Linked DNA regions of Homo sapiens: region 2 is linked to region 1. The links are chromatin contacts, found by Hi-C or POLR2A ChIA-PET in ENCODE. All regions are on one chromosome and are shown on one strand. The core of a region is the stretch at or near the end of the contact, and the rest is flanking DNA. Distances in the headings are between cores, read along the strand shown. Region 1 has its middle 55 kb from the start of SORBS2. Region 2 overlaps LOC101928929 (a long non-coding RNA gene).

Region 1 (5,200 bases), core at 1,930-4,429:
TTGATCTGCCTATATCTACTGTTTTCAGTAGAAAAAAATAAACCTTGTATTTGTTTAACCTGCAGTTATTCCAGTTCCTCCTACCAACTGAATACATTTCCTACCTGAAAAAGTGTCACAATGCAGTTCTCCAGTGAGTCAGAAAGATTAAGAAAAAGTGTCACAATGCAGTTCTCCAGTGAGTCAGAAAGATTAAGAAAATATTTTCTCTCAATTATTTATAAGATCGCTATTCTTAGAGTTTGCTGTTTGGAATAGAAAACCACCTGCCCATTCCAGTGCCTGGTTTGTTGATGTGGTACTCTCCTCTTCCACACTAGGCAGAGTTCTGGTCAGTTTTCACTTGCTCACCACCAAAGGCAAGTTCTTGGCCAACAGTCCAAGCGTTCAGAAGTTTGCTGCGATTGTGTATTTCTCATATGCTCCATAAAATCAGCATTGTTTCTCCTCCAGGTTGAACCCCTGGGATTCTGTTTGTCTTCATTACCCTGTATTTAAAGTGGAATATTCTGTGCTAACTTAACGAACATGTGATTTATAGCTGACAAAGTGTCCAACCACTGCCTGAGACAAGGGATTTTTCTCTACTGATTCAAAAATAATACTCTTTGGTAGAATATTGACACAGCATGACTTGCCCCTGGTGATGGAGACAGCGTCCCTGTCACTGTTTTGCCGAACACCTTTAGCTTTTCTCTATTCCCCTAAACAGGCTTTACAGAGAGGGCACAACATGAAAAAAATTACAACCGGTGGTGGCACAAAAAACGTGGTGCTTAGCCAACACTCATGATATTAAATAGTGGTGAGGCAATTTACTAAAATATTCATTTGTCTGTGTCGTCTTCGTTTTTTCCCTCCACGCCCCTCAACCTAGCACTAATCCCTCCTTCTTGAAATTTTAGGAGCTGGGGTGTCTTTTAGAAAGTAGAAGCTTTCGGCTGGGCACGGTGGCTCATGCCTGTAATCCCAGCACTTTGGGAGGCCGAGGTGGGTGGATCACGAGATCAGGAGATTGAGACCATCCTGGCTAACATAGTGAAACCCTGTCTCTACTGAAAATACAAAAAATTAGCTGGGCATGGTGGCACACGCCTGTAATCCCAGCTACTCGGGAAGCTGAGGCAGGAGAATCGCTTGAACCCGGGAGGCGGAAGTTGCAGTGAGCCAAGATCGTGCCACTGCACTCCAGCCTGGGTGACAGAGTGAGACTCTGCCTCAAAAAAAAAAAAAAAGAAAGAAAAAAAGAAAAGAAAAGAGAAAGGAAAGTAGAAGCTTTTAATTTCTATTTGTTACTCTACCCCTCTAACTAAATTCCTGTTGGAAGTTAGAGGCACTTATTGTCTTTTATGGAGGCTGAAATGAACTGAGATTAGGGAATGTCCCGAAGGAAGGGAAGAAAGGACTTGGCCTTTAAAGGCCTCAAGAGGGAGAGATTTTCTAACAGATGAGATAGAGCTGGGACACTATTTGTGCTATGAATAGTTGGTGGGACCCCTGAGGGTTAGCTGTGTAATGCCCCTAGAGACGGTGCCCCCTCGAGGTGTAGGTGCCCCAGCCTCTCTGGGGACTCCCAGAGCCAAGTATGGCAACAAGCAGTAGAGTCCCCAGACCTGAAGGTAATTTAGAGAGAGTCGATAATGGACTACATCTGTCCTAATGCCTGGGACCTCCCTTCAATCCTAGCCTAGACCGGTGTCAGGACCTTTGCATGACAGGAATAGAGCTCAAGGAAGCAAGCAAGCAGGGATGATTTGGGTTTCATTTCCTGTCAGTCCAATGGTTGAACTCAAATTTGAGCTGACTTAAACAAGAAATGTGATCATTCCTCCCTCTGACTTCTTGGACTAAGATTGTCCACCTACTGTATTATAGATGAAAATGAAATAAAAGATATGCAAACATAGATCTTGCAGACATGACAGGAAGTCCGTCCACCCTGGTGCATTTTCTCTCTACTCGTGCCTGTTTTCATATCAGGTGAAGAGGGATCATCTTGTCATAACTCAAAGCCTAAAGTAGCTAAAAGTTATTTAGCCCTTTGCTAATAGGAAGTTCTATTTTCATCTTTAAAATAAACCTTCTGGCCAGGCGCGGTGGCTCATGCCTCTAATCCCAGCACTTTGGGAGGCTGAGGCGGGCGGATCACGAGGCCAGGAGTTCGAGACCAGCCTGATCAACATGGTGAAACCCCATCTCTACTAAAAATACAAAAATTAGCCGAGTGTGGTGGTGCATGCCTATAATCCCAGCTACTCAGGAGGCTGAGGCAGGAGAATCGCTTGAACCTGGGAGGCGGGGGTTGCAGTGAGCCAAGCTGGCGCCACCACACTCCAGCCTGGGTGAAAGAGTGAGACTCCATCTCAAAATAAATAAATAAATAATAAAATAAAATAAAATAAACCTTTAATATTTTAGTATACATTGCGTTACTCCTGAAGGAGATCTCTCCTCATTAGAGCACTGTGTTATTTTCTCATAACTCAGAGTCCTGCCTTTATTCCCTTGTTCTGTAATGCCAATGCTTGGGCATAGAATGCACACTGAAACAAGCAATTTGTATTAAGAAATGTACATTTATTGGTGCTGGCAATTCAGGATATGGTAGCAATAGTGATAAAATAAATTGCAAGGTGGCAGTAATCTACGAGTTTTACTGAGGTTTCAAGACAATATTCAAGATAGGAAACAAGTAGCTTGTCATAAAGTATAATTTGTTATGTAGATTAGAACTGTCAATTTTGAGATGGAGAAAAAAGAGAAATGAGGTGAAACTGTCTCTGTTTTGCCTAGAAATAATTCTTTCTAATGATTTGAACTAAAGCAAGCGAATCCGTTATTACCTCCACTGTATAGGATGGAACAAGAAACAGGAGGAAGAAACATGACGCTCTTGAATGGGGCTCATGTCCCTTACAAAATTGAATGTGCATTAAGTGCAATATGCATGTGAGTGTATACTTGTTTTCCATAGGAGGGACAGTTCTATTTAAGTAAAACCCAGTTCCAAGGCAAAGTGTTTAATTTAAATTCAGTCTTCTTACTAACAATTAGGGTAAGTGAATTAAATGAAATTAAGTCTGATTTGGGACAGGTTCTCCATTTCAGCTTCCTGGTAAACACTGCGCTTGGTTTGTTTGCTGAGAGGCTGGGAACACTGGCACATTTAATCTCAGCACTGGTACTCAGGGAACGCTAGCAACCCCGGCCACTCCTTGGTAATCAGTATCTTACAATGACAACTGGCTGGTGACAGGAATCTTTTAACCACAGAAACCAATGCAAGAATTAGAAAACAGAAAACACTCTTAAATATGGCTGCATTTTTTAGGCTTTCTAGGCCTTCTGGAATTTCCTTTGGCAATTTGTACATATCAAAACCTGCATTTCCTGGGCGAGAGTTCACAGAGACCCATGGCAAAAAGCCTAGTTACATCATGCCATTTGAAACCAGTTTGTGGACAGTTGGTATTTCAGAGCCAACCCTGTTTTATCATTAAAAGAAAAATCTCAGCACCTTGTGTAAGATAAATTAAAAGGCATGTTTATCAAGAAAGAGCTAGAATTTTCATAGTACAGTATCTGATAAAAAATTGGGAGCAGACTTTAAAACCCGATGGTGCCACAGCTTGACTAGCGTTCTCTGAGACCAGAACCAGAGGTCACATTATCGAGGACTAAAGAAAAATATAACGTGCTTAAAGTGGAAGGAAACGTCTAAAAGTTAGGCTAAGAGTGCCTTGAAAATGTCCTGAGTGGATGAACTCATTCCTTTAGGAAGGATGTTCTTGAAATGGTGTTCTGTACGTTTCCGTGTTCCCATTCCAGAACTTAATACCCGTTAAAGCCTATAGATCTCCTAAGTCTTTCAGGTTTTGTTCTTATTTTTGTTGTTGTTTTTTAACCAGTTCTCAAGGGAGACCGGTAATAATACATCTGCTGATTTTAGGTCTGAGGTTTGCATATGACACTTCAACCAGGAGGATGATTTCCAATAGAGTTAAATTAGTGGGTGTTGATGAGGATGGGGGAGTGGGGCAAGGAGTGGAAGCCAGCAGGTAGATGCAGCAGCCACAGTGGAGTCCCTGAAATTCCCGCCCCTTGTTCCTGTGCAGGGGGCCGCGGTGCGCTGTTGTCACCGCACCTCTTAACGTTTCCGTCACTTGAGTTGGAGGTTGATAACTAAACTTATGTGAACTATTCTCTTTGAATAATAAAGGGAACTCTAAATTACTCCATCTTGGCAGCCATATCAAAGACAGGAAAACGCAACAGAAAGATGCCCATGGTAATGTCGAAACTGAGCTTTCATTTTGGGAGCTGGGAAGGTAGCAAGAATATGGACCAGGCGGGGCAGGTAAAGATTGAGCCCAAAGCATCGGCTCCTCCTCTTCTGCTGTCCGCCCCTCCCGTTCATCCTTCCCCCATTCTCAGTACACACAACCCACCGTCCAGGATATGCTTTTCTTTTTCTTTTTTTTTTGAGACAGAGTCTCACTCTATCGCCCAGGCTGGAGTGCAGTGGCTTCGTCTCAGCTCACTGCAAATTCTGCCTCCTGGGTTCAAGCAATTCTCTTACCTCGGCCTCCCAAGTAGTTGTTATTACGGGCACCTGACACCATGCCCGGGTAATTTTTTGTGTTTTTAGTAGAGACAGGGTTTCACCATGTTGGCCAGGCTGGTCTCGAACTCCTGACCTCAAGCAATCTGACTGCCTTGGCCTCCCAAAGTGCTGGGATTATAGGCGTGAGCCACCGCACCCGGCCGTTCAGTGATCTATTTGCTCTTACCAAGGCGTTTTCTCTTAGTAAACTGTTAAATAATTCTTTGCCTGCCTCCACTTCCCAAATCTTTAAAATTAAATTTGATGAAGCAAATATAGTGATAGTGGTGATGATTTCAAATCTTCAAATGTAATAGTAAGTTTCAGCTGGATGTTTCTATCCTAGTTTTTTGCTTTATAGAAAAGTTTACAAATCAGCATGTAAAAGTCTTACTGTACAAGTAATAAACGGAGCATCACAAAAATAAACGTGGTCCTTTAATTCTAAGAGACCACTTCTTTTCAGGGCTTTTAATCTCTTTCTTTGAATCTAATGTTTAGTTGTGGGGAAAATTCAATGTGATATTCTTTGCTTCAAAGGTATTTTGTTGGTGGCATGAGTGTTTTTCTTGAGGTATGTTTTTGCCCTTCTGTTAC
Region 2 (5,096 bases), core at 1,206-3,705, 45 kb before region 1:
AGAGTGATCTAGAGCTAACCATGTCCCACATGGGGATGTTATAAAGATTAAATTATGTTTTCTACATCAACATTTTAGATATTGGATCTTCAGAGCTCAAAAACAAATTTATTTTCCTGGGATTACATTCAGACTAAACCATTGCAATGAATGAGTCTTTGAAGAGTCATTCATACATCCTAAAATCCAGAATAATGAGAATCTCTTCTAGTTTTAAAATCTCAAAGAGAGACATTCCTGGTGTTACAATGTCATTTGCTCTAACTCCTGTCTTGCTAACAATAACCAACTAGTCACCATCCTCTTCAGAATCTGGTTTAATTAAATCCCCAAGAAGAAACGAAATGAGAAAATGTTTAATAGGAAGTGACTTCTTCAGTCTTACCGTTTAACACAATCATTGCGATCAGAGAAAACAGTCAGTTTGAACTGAATTCTATTTGATTGTATTGGTTTAGACTCGTCTCGAAAGAATCACTCAGCGAATCCTTTGGTAAAATCTTTTTTAAAAGTTCAGATGTTGGTCTGTCAGGTCAACCTAAATCAAGGTATGGTAACATTTTTTAAAGGTTTGGACAGAATGAGCCTCAATGGTAATATTTTATTGGATGCCATCTGGTAAAAACTGGTTTTATTTGGTTAATGTTTATTTGTTCCATAAAAAGATAGGCTAATCATGACTCTGTTTTATATAATGCTTGTTTATGTAACAGGACATAACCATGCAGTGGGTCCCAGGAACATTATTATATTTGGTTGCTTCTGTTTTCCCAAATAGATGAAAGAAGCAAAACATCCTTGTGCATTTTTAAAGTTGCTGGTAGCTTTTGAACTGCCGTTCAGATGGAATCAATTTCAGCACAGCAAGACATTTTTTAATGCAACCCTGCAGCACTTTAGCAAATGAAAACTATTTTCCATGAGTCATTCTTTGAATTACAAAATGTTCATCATCCAGGAGTGTTTATTGCACCCATAAAACTAATGCAGCACAATAATGGGTGTTAATGTCAGCAGTATCCGGCTGTTTATTATGTAACATTCGAAACGGGAAGGTGAGTGTTTAATGCTATTGTTTGTTGTCTAACAGTTCCAATTGTTCATACCATCAGGTGCTTAGACAGCAGATCAAATATTTTGCTTGATGTTCTCCAGAGCAAAAAATGTAAGTTTACTTTTCTTTATAATTAGCATGGTGAAATGGAGGGCTAACAAAGAAGCTGCCAGGATCTCAAGGTAATTATGATTTTTTGTTTAGTGACAGCTTCTTGTTTTGAATACCCTTTCCCTTTTCTCCTACTATGACAAAATAGAAACTCTTTTTTTTTTTTTTTTTTTTTTTTTTGAGATGGAGTTTCGTTCTTGTTGCCCAGGCTGCAGTGCAGTGGCATGATCTCGGCTCACTGCAACCTCCACCTCCTGGGTGCAAGCGATTCTCCTGCCTCAGCCACCTGAGTAGCTGGGATTACAGGTGCCCACCACCACAGCCAGCTAATTTTTGTATTTTTAGTAGAGACGGGGTTTCACCATGTTGGCCAGGCTGGTCTCGAACTCCTGACCTCAGATGATCCACCCGCCTCGGCCTTCCAAAGTGCTGCGATTACAGGCATGAGCCACCATGCCCGGCCTAGCATTATCTATCTTTAATAGCAAACATTTGAAAATAATGAGTGCCAAACAATAAGAGATGCTTCAAATAAATTACCTATATTTTGTCACCTGTACGAGGCTAGCTACACACCACTGAGAAAAGAAAGAAGCACTGCTAATTAAAAACTACACTTACTGAAAGAGTTTTTTAGGGTTATTTAAACATGCATTTTGTGCATACATGAAAATGAAAAATAAGTGAAATAATTGGTTAGATTATTTTCAATGTTTTTCTCCTACAAAGTCCAGCTCTTCTGAGTCACTTTTCAATTGTGAATCATCAAAGTCCATGTTTTTCCATAAGTATTTCTCTGTGCCATGGAGAGCACTAGTGATGTGGCATTTCTTATCTGTGCCCTGCAGCCATCTCTGGGATCTTCCTGCAAGTTGCTCACAAACTGTTCTGTGAATGTTGATGCTAATTGCTTCTTGATCTAATAATGTGTCAATAAGAGGTTTTCAGAACCCAGCCAGGTCTTCTATTTTTTCTGCAAGAGATCCTTGTCATCTGTGGACCTGACATAAATGAGTTACAGTTGCCCAGTTGTGCCACTGAAACTATAACCATATTAAGCCCCTGCAGGCAGTGACCAGTCTGTCACCGCTGCCACCTGGCCAACGTGACAGCAAATGTCAGTTGTCCTTGATCTTGAGATACATCCCGACTTAGATGTTAAAATGTGTATCTTAGAACCATTAAAGTGCGGTTAAGTGTATCCACCAAGAGGGAAACTTGCGCACTCAAGGAGAAAATCAGGCTGGGCGTGGTGGCTCATGCTTATAATCCCAGGACTTTGAGAGGCTGGGGTGGGAAGACTGAGCCCAGGAGTTCAAGACCAGCCTGAGCAATATAGTGAGACTCCACCTATACAAAAAATAAAAAAAATTAGCCAGGCATGGTGGTGCACACCTGTAGCTCCAGCTACTCAGGAGGCTGAGGCAAGAAGATCACTTGAACCCAGGAGGTCAAGGCTGCAGTGAGCCATGATCATGCCACTGCACTCCAGCCTGGGTGACAGAGCGAGACTCTGTCTCGAAAAGAAAAGAAAATCATCATAATTTTGAAGCCTCTTGGACAGTTTTTATCAGACATATGAGATAAGTTTATGTTATAAGACAATAAAGGAAATGTAGCTCAGTAGAAAGGGCATAAACTTGTTTGTAAACTTGGACAAGCTACTTATCTAATCTCTCTAGAGTCTTTATTTTATAAAGGGTAAAATGGAAGTTGTTAACACCTGCTTTGTGAGGTTATTCTGAATATTAAATGACTCAATGCATAATAGTTTTAGTATTTTCCAAGGGAAGTTTTTTTTTTTTAAAAAATCAAACACCGCATTGTATATAAGAAACGAGTCCTACTCTGAAACCACGCACCTGAGAAAAGTCTGGAAGGGAATTTGGATAATGTTAAATTCTGATTTACTGATGTAGAGAAATTATAAATATTTTATTTCTCATATATAATACAGTCTGTGATACCTGTTTATATCTGCATCTTTGTATACCCACAGGATTTAGGTTATAGAATAAAAGTTGCAGTCAGATGTGCTGGCTCATGCCTGCCATCTCGGCGACTCAGGAGGCTGAGGTGGGAGGCGGTTGAGCTAAGGAGGCTGAGGTGGGAGGAGGTTGAGCTAAGGAGGCTGAGCCTGCAGTGAGCCATGATTGAGCCACTGAACGCCAGCCTGGGAAAGAGAGTGAGACCCAGACTCAAAAAACAAACAAACACATAAATGAATAATAAAAGTTTCATACCAGAAGCCATGATCTTCAAGCTCTATCTGTGTTCTGAATATGAGGCAAGAGAGAAGGGAGGACAGGAGAGGAATGGGGAGAAAGTCTCCAGAGTTGGGAGTATTGATGGAAATGGAGAGGATAAAATGAAGTCAACTTCATAAAGGGGTTTTGAAGGATAGCAAGGCTTCTTTGTTACAAAATCAGCATTTCTTTTCAGTAAGAGATAGAAACACAGGAAACGCATTGAAAATGGAGTAGGGTGTGGCCAGGCCCTTCTCGTCAGTGGGAACCATAGCATTTTATAAATATATGCATAGGGCACACATTGTACTCCAGTGCTATTACTTGTAGTGTCCTTTATTCTGCAGGACACAGGGTCATTTGTGGCAAAGAGCACAGTTGCAGAGCCACCTTGGCCTGGCTGGAATTTGGGCTGAATCACATACTAGGTGTGTCTTAACATTTCCTTTCATTAGATCTTGAACAGTGTCAGACACACAGCCAGGCATGACATTGAAGGGAATATATTTCTTTTCTTTTTTTTTTTTTTTTTTTCTGAGATGGAGTCTAGCTCTGTCACCCAAGCTGGAGTGCAGTGGAGCGATCTCAGCTCACTTCAACCTCCGCCTCCCGGGTTCAAGCAATTCTCCTGCCTCATCCTCCTGAGTAGCTGGGATTACAGGCACCTGCCACCATGCCTGGCAAATTTTTTCTCTTTGAATAATATTTCTCTTTGTAGAAAAAGAAATGCAGCAGAAAAATCAACTGTGTCAAATATTGCTATGAGTGAACATTTCTTTGCATGTTTTCCTAGTTTAGAGTTCTTGACCAAAGTTTTCACAAGTTATATTGAGTGGCAGTGAAACAATGTCTTCACAGAAGCCCTCATAATTCTTCAGAATCTTTGGCTACATTTATGCGATGATAAAGCAATGCTTGAAAGATTTTTAATGCAATGACTTTATTTTTTCTTTTTTTTACCCTTTTATTTATTTATCTTAATTTATATAAATTTAAGAAGTACGAGTGTAATTTTGTCATGTGGATATATTGTGTAGCGGTGAAGTCTGGGCTTTTGGTAGATCCATCACCCAGATAATGTACATTGTCCCCATTAAGTCATCTTTCATCATCCACCCCCTCCCCACATACCCCTAGCCCTTCTGAGTCTCCAATGCTTGTCATTCTACGTCTATGCTTACACATTATTTAGCTCCCACTTACAAGTGAGAACATAAAGTATTTGACGTTTTGAGTTGTTTCACTTAAGGTAATGACCTCCAGTTCCATTCATTATGCTGCAAAAAACATAATTTCATTTTTTATGGCTGAATAGGATTCCATTGTATATATACCACATTTTCTTTATTCAGTCATCTGTTGATGGACACTTAGGTTGATTCCATATCTTTGCCATTGTGAGTACTGCTACAGTAAACACATGAGTGCAGATGTCTTTTTGATATAACGACTTCTTTTCCTATGGGTAGAAACCCAGTGGTGGGATTGTTGGATTCATACAAATATACCAAATTTATTTTTTCTTTTCCTTTGGGTAGAAACCCAGTAGTGGGATTGTTGAATTTATATAAATATACAAAATTTATTTTTATATATGTATTATATAAAAATACATGTATATAAAGTACATGTATAATGCATATATTCATATATTTTTATATGTTATGCAAGGGTTATATTTTAGA

What was found. Hi-C counts contacts between places; a loop is a spot of excess contacts on that map. ChIA-PET counts read pairs that join two places held with the same protein, here RNA polymerase II (POLR2A).
Region 2: a loop to region 1 is called in a map of PC-3, with 2.5 times the contacts of the local background. The contact joins two enhancer-like sites. A Hi-C loop is called at or near these places in 3 of 168 maps with a recorded cell type or tissue (PC-3, Right ventricle myocardium inferior and endothelial cell of hepatic sinusoid). POLR2A ChIA-PET finds 5 or more read pairs at or near these places in 1 of 52 experiments (OCI-LY7).

What each region holds. Positions count from the first base shown.
Region 1 is chr4:185,864,195-185,869,394 of GRCh38, reverse strand. It overlaps a transcript of SORBS2 not described here. Among named protein-coding and RNA genes, the nearest start is that of SORBS2, 55 kb to the right of the region's middle. Within about 2 kb of position 3,179, at least 10 of the 41 ENCODE cell types and tissues checked have a DNase peak (open chromatin) inside an H3K27ac peak, as active enhancers do; they include PC-3, where a contact is called at or near this core.
Region 2 is chr4:185,908,835-185,913,930 of GRCh38, reverse strand. All of the region lies in intron 2 of LOC101928929 (a long non-coding RNA gene), which reads right to left. It also overlaps a transcript of SORBS2 not described here. Among named protein-coding and RNA genes, the nearest start is that of SORBS2, 99 kb to the right of the region's middle. Within about 2 kb of position 2,455, at least 3 of the 41 ENCODE cell types and tissues checked have a DNase peak (open chromatin) inside an H3K27ac peak, as active enhancers do; they include PC-3, where a contact is called at or near this core.